Linked DNA regions of Homo sapiens: region 2 is linked to region 1. A link is an interaction called in ENCODE POLR2A ChIA-PET data of the cell type or tissue named here. Cell type or tissue: MCF 10A. All regions are shown on one strand.

Evidence for each region. ChIA-PET counts read pairs that join two places held together with the same protein. Peaks named below come from ENCODE experiments on the same cell type or tissue, not always from the same donor. Only the 100,000 strongest peaks of a DNase experiment are listed, where the experiment ranks them.
Region 2: POLR2A ChIA-PET joins it to region 1 with 9 read pairs; 7 of 35 experiments call an interaction of 5 or more read pairs at or near these places.

The regions. Positions count from the first base shown.
Region 1 is chr10:124,103,052-124,111,051 of GRCh38, forward strand. No RefSeq gene overlaps it. Among named protein-coding and RNA genes, the nearest start is that of CHST15, 13 kb to the left of the region's middle. RefSeq lists an enhancer at 3,496-3,765. In MCF 10A, no CTCF peak of the experiment used is centred here; DNase peaks (open chromatin) are centred at 2,730 and 3,360.
Region 2 is chr10:124,049,845-124,057,844 of GRCh38, forward strand. The region is part of intron 1 of CHST15 (carbohydrate sulfotransferase 15); the gene reads right to left. Among named protein-coding and RNA genes, the nearest start is that of CHST15, 40 kb to the right of the region's middle. RefSeq lists enhancers at 659-1,159, 6,974-7,502. In MCF 10A, no CTCF peak of the experiment used is centred here; a DNase peak (open chromatin) is centred at 4,367.

The sequences.
Region 1 (8,000 bases):
CCAGGCGAGGGGGGCTGGGAAATGAATGAGAGGACCTGAGGTGGCCAACAGGGAACGGGTCTTCAGCACGGTGGAGCACACCAGCCCATCCAAGGAAGCAGCTATGTCTCAGCTCCCGCTGGATGGAGGACGGGAGTCTGAAATTTGAACATTATTGTGAAATAGCCCAATTTAAAAAATAAATCTTGGATGGGCAACTAAATCAGAAAAAATAATTGTACAACACAGTGAGAACCAATGCCATCAGATTGCAGGAGAGTCCCACAGGCCATCACTTTGCAACCTCTGGGGTGATAAACACCAGCGGCTGAGTCTGTGGCTCTGCACCAATGGCTTCCAGGTGCTCCAGCTAAGCTGAGCCTGCAAGGGTTTGAGTAGGACTGAGAGGACACTGCCCCGTCTACAAGCTCATGCAGTTGGCAAAATGCACACAGCTTTGCAGGAGTTGGGATGGGACTCATTGGCCCTTGAATCAGTGCCCTGTTCAGAGTACCATCCAACCCAGAAATGGGCCAGATGCTGTCTGAGAATCCCACCCCAGCAGACTAGAACCAAACTGGAACCCAGGGGTCTCCTCCAGGATCCTAAGGGCCACCTGTCACCTTGCTCCAGATTTGCATGTTTTTGCTCCAGCAGCATATGCCAACAAGGACTGCAAACATTTTCAGATGACAGTGTCACAATTACAATCCTTGGGGCGGTTTGCTATTTCCTGTTTTCTCCTTTTATTCCCAAGCCAGGCCAGGCTCTATCACGGGAGGGGGTAGAGGGGTGATGGAGCTGAGACTAGGACAAAACAGAGGTGGAGCAGGGCCTACAGATGGGGCACAACTCACAGTGGACACCACCTTTGATGGTGGACACCACCTTTGATGGTGTCCCTGCTGCCTGGGGCCACCTGCCTCTAAACATGGCATCACAATGACTTCTCGCTTTGGAACAGAGTTTGCAAAGGCTCCAAGGCTGGTGTTATATTGTCCCCTAATGTGGCCTTCAGGTCTCTCCTAGGAGAGCAGCTATAAGCTCTAGCCCTGCCCTGACAGCGCTGCAGGGGAGGTGGTTGTGTACCTTTCATGGGATGCTTCTTTGCCCTGGGGAACGGCTTGATTGAGGCCTAAGTGTCTGACCCATGACCAGGTGTCCCTGTCCTTTGTGCTGGCAGATGCCCTTGTGACTCTTGCCTGACTTGTGTCCAGTTTATTCCTACCAGGACAGCCACTCTCTAGGACAGCACTGAGCAAAAGGGAAGGTAGATTTGGGTGTGTCAGTCAAGTGAGACACAGAGGAGGTAACTCAGCAAAACACATGAAATAACAGAACCAGGTGTTATTACTTACAGGTCCCAGAGAGAAGAGGGCAGCATGCCTCAGGGCCAGCGGGCAGCAGGGAGCTGTCTGGGGCACACAGGCTCCACCAGCACGTCGGGAGCAGGGCCGGGGGGACCCATGGGCCAGAACCTTTACTGGGGTCCAGGGCCTTATCTAAGCAGGTTTCCCATGGGAGTTATAGCTGGTGGGTTTAGAGCAAGCAGGCACACGTTCCATGGGGTTGCTGTGGTAGAGAGGGGGTCGCTGCGGCATATCTGCTCAGTCCATGCAGTCTGGACGTCAGTGGGGTGAATCGAGTAGGCTGTACCCAGCTGTCCCATAGGTGGTGGGGGACATGGTCACCAGGAGGCCTGGTATAAGGCAGAGGTCTGGATCAAACACATTGAGGAACTGGGAGGAGCCAGAGAAGTGGAAACTGTCAGGTGGGTCCAAGCTCTACCTCTGGTCTGAGAAAGTTAAATTTATATTCAAAATGGATGCTGGGGCAACATAAAATTCTAAGAATTCAGTCCAGGTGGAGACTCTGATCAGGGGCTACCCCCTCACTATCCCCATGCCTCTGGGGATATCTGGCCTCTGGTTGGGCCCCGGGTGGTGGCAATTTTCCAGGAGGCAGGAGCCCAGCCTCTGAGAAGTGAAGGAGTGGAGAAGGACATCTCCTGGACCACAGAGGCCCCCAGGCACTGCACCATGTGTAGGGCTGGCTTCTGTCCTTCCAGAGTGGGAAGCCCCATTGTCTTTACCAAGATGAGGAGGCCGTGCCCAGTCGTCCTCCGAGCCAGGTACTTGTCTGCCTCCTGCAGGTGCCCAACAGGGGCTGTGTTGGAGTCGAAGCTGAAAGTCACCCTCTGGCCCCATCTGCTAATTATCTGCCTCCCCCAGGCTGGGCTTCTATAAGTCCTGGGAGTGGAGCACCAATCTCTTCCCAGCAGGGAGCACATCTGAACCAGCCTTCCAGCAGGCCTTCCCCATGCCTCCAAGGCACTCAGAACTCAGAAGCCGATTCCTTCAGGATCTGCCTCAAAAGCAGCCGAGGGGGGCTTCTCTCTCCCCACAGGAACCACTGAGGCTAACACCGTCATCCCACCTCTTGTCCTCAGGCCAAACAAAGTTGTTACTTCCCTGGCTGCGATCAGGGTCTACAGCTGCCTCCTCAGTAGGAGTGGCTGTAAAAACAATTATTTCTTCTTTCATCTCAGTCAGAAAACTAAGCCGATAGTTGAAGAGGCAAAGAATCAAATATTAATAGAAATGGCTGTGTAATTCTTATTTGGAATATTAATTATGTGAAGGGAAAGACAGACGAGTTCTTTTCTGTGAAGTCCTAGTGAAGGAGCTCTCCCCAGTCTCATCAAAAAGCCTAATACAAATAAACAAGGTCCCAAGGCTGAACAGGACCTGCCCCAGGCAAAGTGCTGCAGTAGCAACACACCAAAAATAATCATGCCGTAAGTATCTCTGTGCAAACGCACTTATATTCATGCAGTTCTTTGGGCCCTGGTACCTATCTCTTAAAGGTTCGTGTAGGAAATATTAATGCCCCATTTTATAAGTGAAACAATAAGCTCAGAAAGGGGAAACCTCTTACCCAGGGACTCACAGCCGATAAGTCATAACTGTATCAGGAAGGATTGAAATCCGAGTCCAGCGCTCTCCCTGCTAAAGCCCCTTAACTTCGAAAATCTTAATCTCACAGCATCCCTGGGTCTACACCTTATTCGAACCATTCTATAGAAAAGGAAACTTGTATTTGAGAGACAGCATTGCTTTTGACCCCTTCCCAAATCCCCCGTAGCATCCGTCCACCCACCCATTCCCCGCTGTAGCTTCCCAGCACCCTAGGAGCCTAACCCATGTTTCTCAGGATCAGAACCCATGGGGTTGGTGCATCCGTGTGTGTTTTGCAGTCCTCAGGCTTTCCAGCTCAGTATTTAAAAAATATCAACACACCAAAATCACAGAACACAAGGTTTCCGCACCTTGGCAAATTCCCTGCTGACTCAGCCAGGCTGGGAGGGAGCCAAGTGTGGTAACTTCTCCGGCCTTGTGTGAGAAATATTTATTGTTGAATAGTCCTCTGTTTAATAAAAGGCACTCAGGCCTCTCGGTGAGGCAGAGAGGCTCCAGCAAGCACGACTCTATTTCCCAAGCCTGCCACTTTCCACTGGGATTATTCAGGGGTAGCTTCATCCTCACTTGTCCAGTAGAGCTTGTGTTTTCCCTCTGCAGAGCACAGGGTGTGGCCATGATTTACCTAAGTCAGAACAGGTTTTTCGGTTTCCATTTTCACCCTATTTTGGTTTTGCTTAGCGAACTAGGCAAATGACTTAACTCCTCTGCACTTCTGTTTACCCATCTGTGAAATGGCTAGAATGTAATGTAGACGCTGCTTGATTTGTAAAGAGCTAGCCTCTGATTCACCTCCAGATAACCTGATTCTTCCCAGAAGTGAGAGGCGAGGGCTTGTGTTTGGGGCTGAGGGGGCTCCTTCCTGGAGGCTGAACGGGTGGGTCTGTGTTGACTTGAAAGGAGCGTTTGAAATAAATGCCAGAATGCAACAGAGAAAATGGCAAAGGACTTCAGGGCACAGGAAAACTACCTCCACTGTTCAATAATGCACGAAGCTTTTTATGATGCTTATGAGAACAGCTCCTGTCTGCAGAGGAGAGGCCGACAGAGCCAGTTTCAGAACAGAGTGTTCATAATATATTGGATTCCAAATCCCAACGACCAAAGACCAGGGGGGTTAATCATGTTTCAATTACCTCCACAATTGCAAAGCATGATATTTATGTGATGTGCCCTGGCCATCTCTGTGTTAAAAGCATCCTTCCACTGGCCATAACGAGCACCTTCATGTCTGCCCCCTCCGGCCCACCCCTGCCTGTCCTGGGATTACTTATGTTCAGACTGGGAATTGATCACTGGCTTCCGAGCTTCTGTTGCCAGGATAACACACGGGGCTTTTTAATCTGTCAGGCTCCCCTTTGTTCTTTGGGGACTGGCTGCTGAGCAGTGCCCAGCAGGGGTCAGAGGCAGAAGGGTGGTGGGTGCTTTGCAGGGTGTGAGGGGAGGTGGCCAGGGCACCTGGTGTTCAGCAGGTTGATGACTCTGGCCCAGGTCTCTCTGAGCCCTCTAATGCTGTATCCTGCTGCCTGTTGGGGCAATCCATCAAGAAGCCCATCATCTTTCCCCAAAGCTGCCCTAGTCTCCCTGATCGCAAGCTCAGTGAATGACAGTCGCCCAAGTGAGGAGTCTGGGAATTGCCCCGTCCCAAGCTGGATTCCACTGTTGATAGCTTAAGGCCCTTCCTCTTCCTCCCCTGCTGTGTTGCCATAGCCCCAGTTCAGGAGTCCATCCCCCATGTGTAGATCTCTGCAACAGCCTCCCAAAAGGTCTCTGTGTCCTATACGCTCCGCTGCCTTCATTTCATTGTAGCCAGAGCTCTCCAGCCCGGCCCAGCCCAGCCCGACCCACTGTCTCATCCTTGCCACCAAGCAGCGCCCCCCCGCCTTCCTTGCCATCACCCTGAAGGCACCCGGAGGACTGATGGCTCCCAGATGCCCTTCTGCCTCTTGTCCCAGCTCCCCCAGCCTGGAAGCCCCCTGGCTCCACCCTCTGAGTGGTGCACATTTACTGCTGGTCGAGTATCCATGTGCTTCCCCGCATTTCCCAGCCCCTCTGCAATGATGCGGGGCCACGTGGCGAGTCCTGATCCAGGGACGGAGAGCAGGATGGTCAGTGTCATTTCCAGCTGAGGCCCAGAGGAGCAGGCGGAGATCCCCAAGTGCTGTCTCCCTCAGGATGAGACCAGGGACCTCCAAGGGCAAAGCAGCCACGGTCCCTGAGTCACTGCAAAGACACCTGGATGCCAAGTACGCATACGTGGACTGCTATGCCTACGTGGACTGCTATGCCTGGTGAAGCCCAGCTCAGTCACTCCTCTAGGAGCCCCCAGCTAAACTCAAGTCCAAGCAGTGCTTCCATAGTATCCTGTGATCTCCCTGAGGGAAGGAGCTTTGTGTCTGATAGAGTTTGGGTGTTTGTCCCCTACAAATCTCATGTTGAATTGTGATCCCCGATATTGGAAGTGGGGGCTGGTGGGAAGTGTTCAGGTCACGGGGGCAGATCCCTCATGAATGGCTTGGTGCCATCCACCAGAGTAACGAGCGAGTTTTCATGAGAGCTGGTTGTTAAAAAAAAAATAACCTGGCATCTCCTCCCCTCTCTCTTGCTCCCCTCTCACTCCGTGACATGCCAGCTCCCCTTCGCCTTCCTCCATGAGCAGAAGCTCTTTGAGGTCCTCACCAGGAGCAGATCCTGGACCCATGCTTCTCGTATAGCCTGCAGAATGATGCAGAACTATGAGCCAATCACACCACTTTTCTTTATAAATTACCCAGCCTCAGGTATTCCTTTATAGCAATGCAAAATGGACTAATACAGTCATTGCCGCCATCACTGCCTACCATGTTCTGAGCTCTGTCTAAATGCTTTACACATCTCATCTAATCCCAATAGTCGCCCTCTGAGGTCTATACTATTCCCATTTTGCCAACCCAGAAACTGAGTTCTCGCAGGTTAAGTGGCTTGTTTAGCCACCCCGCTACTGAGGGACAGCCTGTCCAAGCCCACATGCTTTCCACATCAGTATGTACAGCCAGCACTTAGCACAGGGGTGCCCACGGTGGGTGCCTGGTGAAGTTCGTTGAATGAATACCTAAAAGATGCTCCACCTTCCGACCTTCCTTTTACGCAGTGGAGCCTGGGGCTGGGCGAGTGGGGGGGGGTTTCCCAATGGGCACTGGGGACAAATGGCAAGTTGTGCCCAGGAAGGTACATCCAGGGCAGGTGACTCCAGACATTTTCCCTCAACTCAAGTTGCAGGTTACTTTTGTGATGGGGTCTTTGTTTCCTTTCTTTGTTCAAAAGGAAACCAAAGAAGGATGGGCTGGCCACAGCCCCCATCGCTTGCTTCCACCCTGACACTCATCTGAAGGCTGTGGTTTGGCCTCAGGACCTCTGGCAGCAGCGCCCATGTGACTGCCCCTGCCCCTCACCACCTCTGTTTGGGGGAGGGAGGACGAGATGTCTGAGCTGGGCCTGAGGCAGTGGGTGGGGCGCTGGGAGGCAGGATGAAGAGGGGAGCTTGCAGGGGCTCTGGCAGCCTCTGCTCTGGTGACACATCCAGCACAAAGAACCATTAGGCCAATTGTCTTCCTTCCTGGGCAAAAGAAAAGCACAGCCAAGGTGACAAGTGAGAAGGCTGTTTGAGAGTCCCCAGGGAGTTGGGGGTGGGTGGACGGTCAGCTCCGGGAGGTGGTTTGGGTGGAAGGAGGAGGGCTGCAAGGTGAGCAGACAGTTTGGAGTTTGTCCTTCCATGACTGGTGGCATGGTGTCAAGCTCTGGGCAGAAGAGAGGGACTCTGCCTTCCATGGGCATGGGTTTGTCGGCATGGCTGTACCCAATTGACCAGTCACTGGGCCTCGGGAACCCACTGAAGGTAGTTGTTTGTCTTTTTCTGCTCTGCCTGGCCTGCCTGAAGGCCCACTGAGACAGCCTGTGGGGTTTGAATTCACTCTTCATGATCAGCTTCTCCTGGGGATTAGAAAATCCACAGCCTAAAGCCATCTCCTGCCCCACCCACCTCCACCATCTGCAGGAAGGAGACAGTGGAAGAGAGAGAGAGCCCCTCTTTTCCCTTGGGATACTGTCATGTTTGTGTCTAGCTGTGATGCCCAGAGCAGCTGCACCTCACCTCCACCCTGAAGATGCAGCCAATGGGCAGAGCTCATGGGATCCAGGAGAAGTGAAGTCAGAGCTTTGACATCCTGTCTGGAGCATGACCTGCCAGGATTTCTGGGCTGTGAGATGACAAATGTCCTTAAGTCTTAGATTAGTTTGAGTTGAGACCTTCTATTGCTTATAACAACATCATCCTAAGGATGTTTTTGGGAGTCTGGGTCTTATCCTGGGGCAATGGAGAATAGATAATGAATGCTGGTGGATGGATGGATGGATGGATGGATGGATGGATGGATGGATGGATCAATGGATGAATGGATCAATGGATGGGTGGGTGGATGGATGGATGGATGGATGGATGGATGGATGGATGGATGGATGATGGTCACTTCCTGGTCAAAAAATATGAGGCTGCTATAAAGGAAATGGATTGTCAGGAGGAGGCTTCGGGAGCCAGAAGCAGGAAGGATTGGAATCTAGTAGGAGTTAGGGGCCTACCAGTCCATGCCAGCCCCACCTTTGCAAAGAACATTCACCAGAGATGGGAAGCCCCCCCATGGAGCAGTCAGCCCATCCAGCTGCTGAGATGGCGCCATGACCTAGAGGGACATCAGGCATCCCGTGCAACACGGCTCCCACTGTTGTTGTCATGCCGACATGAGTAAAACTCTGCAGAGACGCAACATGCATTGTCTCTCCACCCACAGAGACAAGCGGAGTGTCCGTGTGTCTGACTGTGTCAGCACAGTCATTAAAAAGCATGTTTCATTGAAAACACAACCACATAATCACAGCCATCACCTCCTATTCCCTTTAATAAATGAAGAAGTAAATCTCAGACCTAAAGCCCAAGAAATGTCAGTGTGGGGACTTGGGAGAAGAAAACAGATCACAAAATTAGGGCATTTACTCTCCTGTATGATTGCT
Region 2 (8,000 bases), 53 kb before region 1:
GGTAACCTGGGGACCCAATACTTGGGACTGGCATCTGAAGTGGGGCAGTCTGGTGAGACCGAGCCCTCAAACCGGTAGAGTCTGAGGCTGCCTCTGGTAGGGGCAGACTTGAATTGAATGGTAAGATAATCAGTTAGGTTCTGGAGTTGGAGGATTTGCTGGTGTTGGAAAATACCCCTGGGCTGCGGTGGGCGTGGGGGTGGGGGCCTCTCTGAGAAAAAAACATAAAACTGTCTTACATTTACAAGTTTTTACCAAAATCGATAGCCACTGTATAGTATGTCAAATACTCAGTAAGATGGACAAGCAATCTGAAGACCAGGTGAGTCCCTTGTAAGTGAAGGCCCTAGAGCCCGGCGGCTTCCAGACAAGACCTCCCCTGACGGGCGCGAGTGGTGCAGGGCTGACCCAGAGAGGAGGCCTGTTCCCAAGTGGAGCTTCTGTCCCACCAGGGGTAGGGGCTGCAGGGCACAAGCTATAAAGAAGTCCCAAATGAATAAGATAATCACAGATGCTGCTAGATAAAGGCTATGCAGAAAAGAATAAAGAAAAGGGGGAGAGAGCAATACAACCATTGGAACAGGGTTTTGGAATTCTTTGTGCCGTCCTAGGGCTGGCCCATGCTTTGTTGTCAGGGCTGTCCCGCGCACAGTAGGATGCTTAGCAGCACCCTGGCCCCCACCCACTGGATGCCATAGCACCCCTTCCCCTGACATGTCACAACCAAAAATGTCTCCAGGCATTGTCAGTGCCCCCTGGGGTGCATAATCACCCCTGGGTTGGAGCTACTGCCTTAAAGAAGTGGGAGGTATGATACACAGGGTGACAGGGAAGACCTGATTTCAGAGGGGACGTTGGAGGAGAAACCTGAACAAGAAGGAAGCCAGTCACGTGGAGACCAGGGGAAGCAAAGGCCCCGTAGAGAGACGCTGTGGGGAGTCCCAGCCCATGAGGGCTACTGGCAGGGTAGGCCCTGGGGCACAGGCTGGTGGGGGTGGAAACCTGATGGGAGAGGAGGCAGGGACCAGGCTCTGTAGAGTCTTGAAGGCCAAAGTCAGGGGTGGGATTTGCTCGAGTGCAAGAAGGAAGGCATACTACATATTCTTTTTTTTGTTTTGAGATGGAATCTCACTCTGTGGCCCAGGCTGGAGTGTAGCAGCACGATCTTGGCTCACTGCAACCTCCGCCTCCTGGGTTCAAGCGATTCTCCTGTCTCAGCCTCCCGAGTACTGAGATTACAGGCATGCATCACTGCGCCCGGCTAATTTTTGCATTTTTAATAGAGACGGAGTTTCACCATGTTGGCCAGGCTAGTCTCGAACTCTTGGCCTCAAGTGATCCAGCCCGCCTTGGCCTCCCAAAGTGCTGGGATTACAGGCATGAGGCACCACGCCTGGCCTCAAAAGAATTTTTACTATGTATAGTAAATATACATAGTAAAATATGTATAGAATAGTTTACTATGTATAACTATTAAAGAACATAACTCAGGGAAGAAAAATCCAATTAATGGGGTGGTATTGAAAGGAAAATGGATTGCTGTTACGTTCTGTATCTGGCCTTTTCCGTAGGCCACAAATTATCCCAAGAACAGTCATTCAGAAACCTAACACTCAAGTGGTTCTTCCTTCAGAAAGGAGTCATGTATGCCCCCTGCACTTCACCTGTCTGGAATGTCCACATTTGGTGCCGGTCGACTCAGACAAGACGGGGCCCTTGGCACTTCCGTTCATGTATTAAACCAAAGGATTCAGGTATACATTTCAGTGAGATTGCTTCCCACCTGGGCTCAATTCTGAGCCTGATGGCTGCAGACCATCACTGTGGGAACCTGGCACCAGGAGAGAAATCAGATAACGGGTCCCAAAATAGAAAGTGTTCAATTACCCAGCCCTTGCTTGGACACCCCCTATTAACCTATGCACCCAAGCATCATTAGCAAGCCATTTATAACAAAATTGTAATTGAGAGACCCAGAAATACCACTTTAGATTAAGTAATTGAATGCCCCCTCAGTGTAAGATCGATAAAGGGCATCCAATTTCACCCTAGGAAAAACTTATTAAATTATTGTAGCTATAAGCTGATATAGCAGAAGAAAGATGTATGAAACTTCAGAAGAAATCTGGATGGATTTAAACAAATAGCTTCATTTAGGTAGAACATTTACATTTGCCCTCTGGGGACAGAGAGGGAAAAAAATAGCTAATTACATTATTTTTCTTTTATGTTTTAAGGAAAAAAAATTCAATGGGTCTTAATTAACCTTTACTAAAACACAAAGCCTTCTTCTGATTAGTATGTGTAACTGCTGACATTCCTCTCTAGGCTATATATATGGAAATATATTTTTTCAAGGACTATTCATCAACAAGTAGGAGAAGGAACATTTTTCACATGTAGCTCTAAGATAGAAGGTTGTTGCTGAGACTGAGAAGAAAGCCAACAAGACTGAAGAGTTCTGTACAAATTATAAATCATCAGATTCAGTCTTCTATCTGGACTTCGACAGTTTTGATCACATCCCAGTCAATAAGCAGAATAAAGCCACACCACTCCGTCAACATTCACTGGCCCATAGCACAGCGGAGAGGACACAGCAGTCACATGGATTAGGATTCCAAGTCCATGTCCACCCAGCGGCCTTGGACAAATCACTTAAGGTTTCTGGGCCTCTGTATTTTTCAAAAGAAGTCCCCGCTAGCAACAGATCACGTACAGCACTGGAGTTAAGAGCCCGAGTGCTGGAGCCAGGTTGCCCAGGTTTGATCTTGAACAAGATATTAAACGTCTCTTCTCCCCATTTCTTTGGATACGACTTAGGAATAATCACAGGACCTGTATCATGGCAGTGCTGTAAGCATTCAGTGAACTCATTCATGTAAGGTGCTTAAAAGAGTGTCTAGCCCGGCCGGGCGCGGTGGCTCATGCCTGTAATCCTAGCACTTTGGGAGTCTGAGGCGGGCAAATCACAAGGTCAGGAGTTCGACACCAGCCTGACCAACATGATGAAACCCAATCTCTACTAAAAATAAAAAATTTGTCAGGATTGGTGGCGCACACCTGTAATCCACACTACTCAGGAGGCTGAGACAGGAGAATCATTTGAATCCAGGAGGCAGAGGTTGCAGTGAGCCAAGATGGCACCACTGCACTCCAGCTTGGGCAACAGATCAAGAGTCTGCCAAAAAAAAAGAGTCTCTGGCCCATAGTCAGTGCTCAATAAATGTTAGCTGGTATTACAGATGCACAGTCCTGGCCCACAATGGGAATTTGATAGTCATTTATTACTCTTTACCATAGATTGCATTATTGGTCTCAATTTTTTCTTCTTCCCATGTTCACATTCTTTGCCACTTTGGAGGGCCTTCAGCTACAGGAGTGACGTATTTCTCCACCCTTCGGTTTGAGTTGGGTGGCTCACTTTGGCCAGCAGAATGAGGCAGAAGTGGGCTTAAAGCTGGCACGTGCCAGGCCCTAAGACATGTCCTGTGTACTCATTTGTCCTCTTGCACACTTGCTTGGCCAGGAGGAGGGGGAGACAGGTGGAGCAGGGCCACCTGGCTGAGCCCACCCAGAGCAGCCAATACCCGCTGGATCCCAGCCAATTCCTAAAGACACCAGAGACATAATAAAGGGTTGATTTTTCTTTTCTTTTTTTTTTTTCAAGACAGAGTCTCACTCTGTTGCTCAGGCTGGAGCGCAGTGGTGTGATCTCTACTCACTGCAACCTCTGCCTCCCAGAGGTTGGCTACCACCAGCAGCCGATAGGCCAATGTAATGATGGAAACTCAGAGGGGAGGCTGGGCGCAGTGGCTCACACCTGTCATCCCAGCACTAGGCAGGCGGATGACTCAAGCCCAGGGTCATCTAGACCAGCTTGGGCAACATGGCAAAACCCTGTCTCCACAAAAAATACAAAAATTAGCTGGGTGTGGTGGTGCACACCTGTAGTCCCAGCTACTTGGAAGGCTGAGGTGGGAGGATTGCTTGAGCCTGGGGAGGTTGAGGCTACGGTGAGTTGTGATCACACCACTGCACTCCAGCCTGTGCAACAGAGTGAGACCCTCTCTCAAAAACCAACAAACAAACAAAAAGAAACTCGGAAGGGAGCTGTTCCTGAATCAAGACACAATGGCTGAAACATCAGAAAATAACACACCAGGTTATTTTCTGACAAAATGTGTTTATGACAACCACAGCTGTTTTGTTTTAGTTATCCACTGCCCCACACTCCCCCACCTCCTGATGAAGAGGCCTTCCTCCTTGCCTCTTTTCAGTTACTAATTTCTTCCTTGCTTCCTTCCTCTCCCTGAGCAAGCCCTTCCTGTAATCTGATCCTTACGGTTTCCTTGCCAGATTTCATCCTTCCTGATGACTGGGACACATCACCCGTGCTTTGTCTAAAACAGGTATTCTCAAACCACAACCTGAGGGATCTTCCTGGCTGGCCCAAAATCTGTGCATACAAAACCCAGGCAGTTTTTTAAGCTTATTTTTAAAGCACACTTGACTCTCTGTTAAGTTCGTCATCAACATTGGTTTTGGTTAATCACAACTACCTTACATGCATACAACGTACATTCAATGCTATTGTTTTAGTCCATAAGCCATATCCATAATAAACAGGCATTTCCCCAAGATCAGATCTCTACAATATGCAGCCAGCGCCTCCCCTGCGTCCTGAGCTCACTGATTCTCAACTTGGTAGAAAGATGGGATGTAGGAAAAATGGTTTCCAAGCAGTCGAAAATAAGACATTATGCCAGGCTTGGGAGTTGGGCAGACCTGCATTTCAACCCGAATCAAGTCTGTAACTGCTCTATGATCTCAGGCAACGAATTTAACCATTCTGTGACTAGGTTTCCTCATCTGTAAAATGGGAATAAAATGATCTCAGTCTCCTACTGTGGATGTGAGGAAGAAATGAGGTCACATACACAAAATGCTTAACCCAGAGTCTAGTACCCCGCACACCGTGGAAGGATGAGCCATCCCAAAACATGCCAAATTGATATGTTGATTATTTTGAGTCGAAAACATTGGAGAAATTATAGTTTCAGAAAGGGCCAGCTGACCTGTCTCTTCCTGCATACTCCAAGCCATAGACTCCTCTGGGAGGAGTACCCTTCCCCTGCCAGGCCAAGAAAATGGCCCTCCTCAGCACAGCCTGGGAACTTGGGGCTGCAATGACCCAGGATAAATACACTTCACAAAGTAACCCTTCTCTTCCACTGCCGTTACACATCCCATAGATCTCCCAGAGACTCCCCTAGAAATGTATATTACTCCACCAGGTCCCTTCTGTTCTGTCTCTTCTGAAATGGATTGTTCTTTGTCTAAAAGGTCTAAAAACATCTTGCTTTGGCCACTCCTTCAAACTTCACTCTCTCGTGAAGATTCCTAGGTCCAGGTAAAACTAACAAAGTGTGTTTGCTTCCCTTTTGTTTGTCTGCCTGGTGTCAAGTTGGCTTCTAGATGCAGTTCAGGAGCCCACGTAAGAGCTCACAAGGAGGGGGTTGGAGGTGATCTCTGGCTCCCCTGCCTCTCGGTAAATGACCCGGATTCCTTGCATTATTACTGGAGAGACCCTTGGGTCCTCACTCCAGGGTTACTTGCTTTCAGTGTGCATATATTATAATTCCAGACACCGGTGTCCAATTTTCCTGTCTGCCACTTATCTGAGGGGATGCCCTGGAAAAGGCAGGTGGCCACACAGATGCAGGAAGTAACACCCAAGTTCTACAGTAGAACAAGGTACTAAAAAGCTGAGCTGGCCAGGATCATTCGGGCACCCCTGTCACCAGGGCCCGTAGCTCTGGCGAGCCTGGCGCAGCTGTGGGGAAAATTCTGGAAAAGCTCACCCCCCTCCAAATGACCATGCTCATCCAGAACTTGTTTCAGTGCTCAACAACAAGGGCCAACTTTCCAGAAACGCACCCATCCCCAAAGATCCAGGGTAAACCAGCCACTGCTGTACAGATGGGAAATGCAAGACAGTGAAGCTCCTGGGATCCCTGAGGATTCTACTGCAGTCATTCACAGTAAGAAACACCCGGAACCCCTCAACAATGATGGTGGGTACACTCAGACCCAGGGCAAAACCCAGGTGGGCTCCAGCAAATCATCAGCTTGCCAGTACAAACCTGCGGGTACCTGCATCCAGCCTGCCTTTTATAGAGGAGAAACCAAGGCCAGTGTGGTCTGTACTTCCCCAAGGACATGCAGCCCATTATAGAAAGATGGGTCAAGAGGCCTCAGGAGCCTGACACTCAGTCTTCCACCATCCCTCAAGAGGGAGCCCATCCTAACCTCTACCCCACCACCCAGGCCTGGCCTCAGACAGTCCAGCGGCTTCTCCAGGCCCTTGGTGCCCTTCCCCCTTCCAATCTTTTGAGGAATCCCTTCCGAGAATACAGATTTGCAGTCTCACCCAGAGACACAGGACAGGAAGGTGAGGGAAGCATCCCAGGAGGCAGCTGATGGGATGAAACTCCCCTACCTCCTTCAATCTCCTTTGAATGCCCTGTCGGCCTGGGGCATTGAGTCTTAACCTGTCTCAATTCAGACTCTATTCATCACTCAGGCTTGTCTCCTGCAGCCAGGAAAGTGTGCTAGGAGACAGGTACAGCTCCAGGACAGAGACAAGGGATGGGGGAACGGAGATGTGTAGAGGCTGGCCTGGTGCCAAGTGTGGGGACAGGGGAAGGAAGGACAGAAAGAAAGGCGGGCAGGGGCAGGGGAGGAAGGAGAGGCGGGGCTGTCCCTTGTCAGTTACCTTTGCAGCTGAGACAATGGACAGGAATGGAACTGGCCCCATGCACAGGAGGCAGGCCCCGGTGCGCAGCCCCCAACTCCTATTTTGTCCCCGCACATCAAAGAAGCCTGGGCTGTGTGCAGTTGGACACGCTGCGGCCCAGGCCCGTACGACCGGACACTCCGCGGCCCAGGCCCGTACAACCGGACACTCCACGGCCCAGGCCTATACGACCGGACACACTTTGACCCAGCCCTGCCTGTACGACCGGACACTCTGCGGCCCAGGCCTGTACGACCGGACACATTGCAGCCTGGGCCCGTACGACCGGACACTCTGAGGCCCAGGCCTGTACGACCGGACACACTTTGACCCAGGCCTGCCTGTATGACCGGACACGCTGCGGCCCAGGTGGTGGCTTCCATGATAATTTGCATTTTAAAACTTCAGAGCAGCAAAGGAGGGACCTTCCCAGCAAGGCAGGGAGCTACTTGGTGTCCTGATCACTAACCTGGCTGGTCACCCTGAGCATCACTTCATCTCTCAGGGCCTCTGTTTCTCCGTATATAAGATATGGATTTGGGACTACCCCTTTTGGCCATAACACTCATGGGTGTATGATCTGAAGTTAATTTCTCCTTAATACAAACTCATTATCTTCATCTGTTATGTCTTTCAGGGCTGCTCAGAGGCCAGTGATTTTGCAGTGAGCGTTGACTAGCCGGCGCAGCGCTTGCTTTATTAGCCAGATAATTAATCCAAAAGAGACACAGGGTTTTCTCCAGATTAGTGGCCCACGCACTTTTGCACCTCTTTATTTAAACACCTACTATGTGCAGGGCTTGCATTTGCTGGGGCTCCAAAGACAAAGACCGCAGCGTGTCCAGTCGTACAGGCCTGGGCTGCAGCGTGTCCGTTCGTACAGACAAATAAATGAACAGCCTGGGTCCTCTGGGAACATCCCATCTAACGCCAGAACAAAGACTCCAGAGGCTCCAGAAAAATGCCCACATTCGGGACTGTATATCCCATTTCAAGGACAGCCGTGAAGCCCACCCAGCCCCAGAGAATCTGCAGAAGAACTAGCTCTGCTCCAGGAAGCCAAACAAGCGTGGTAACAACAGCAGTGATTCAGTGAACCAGGGCCTCTGGCCGTGGCAGGCAGGAGGGAGAATGGGGTCTTTTTCCTATTCTGTGATAGCTTGCTCTCTAATAGGGTAATCAGCTCCACCTCCCTTGTGCA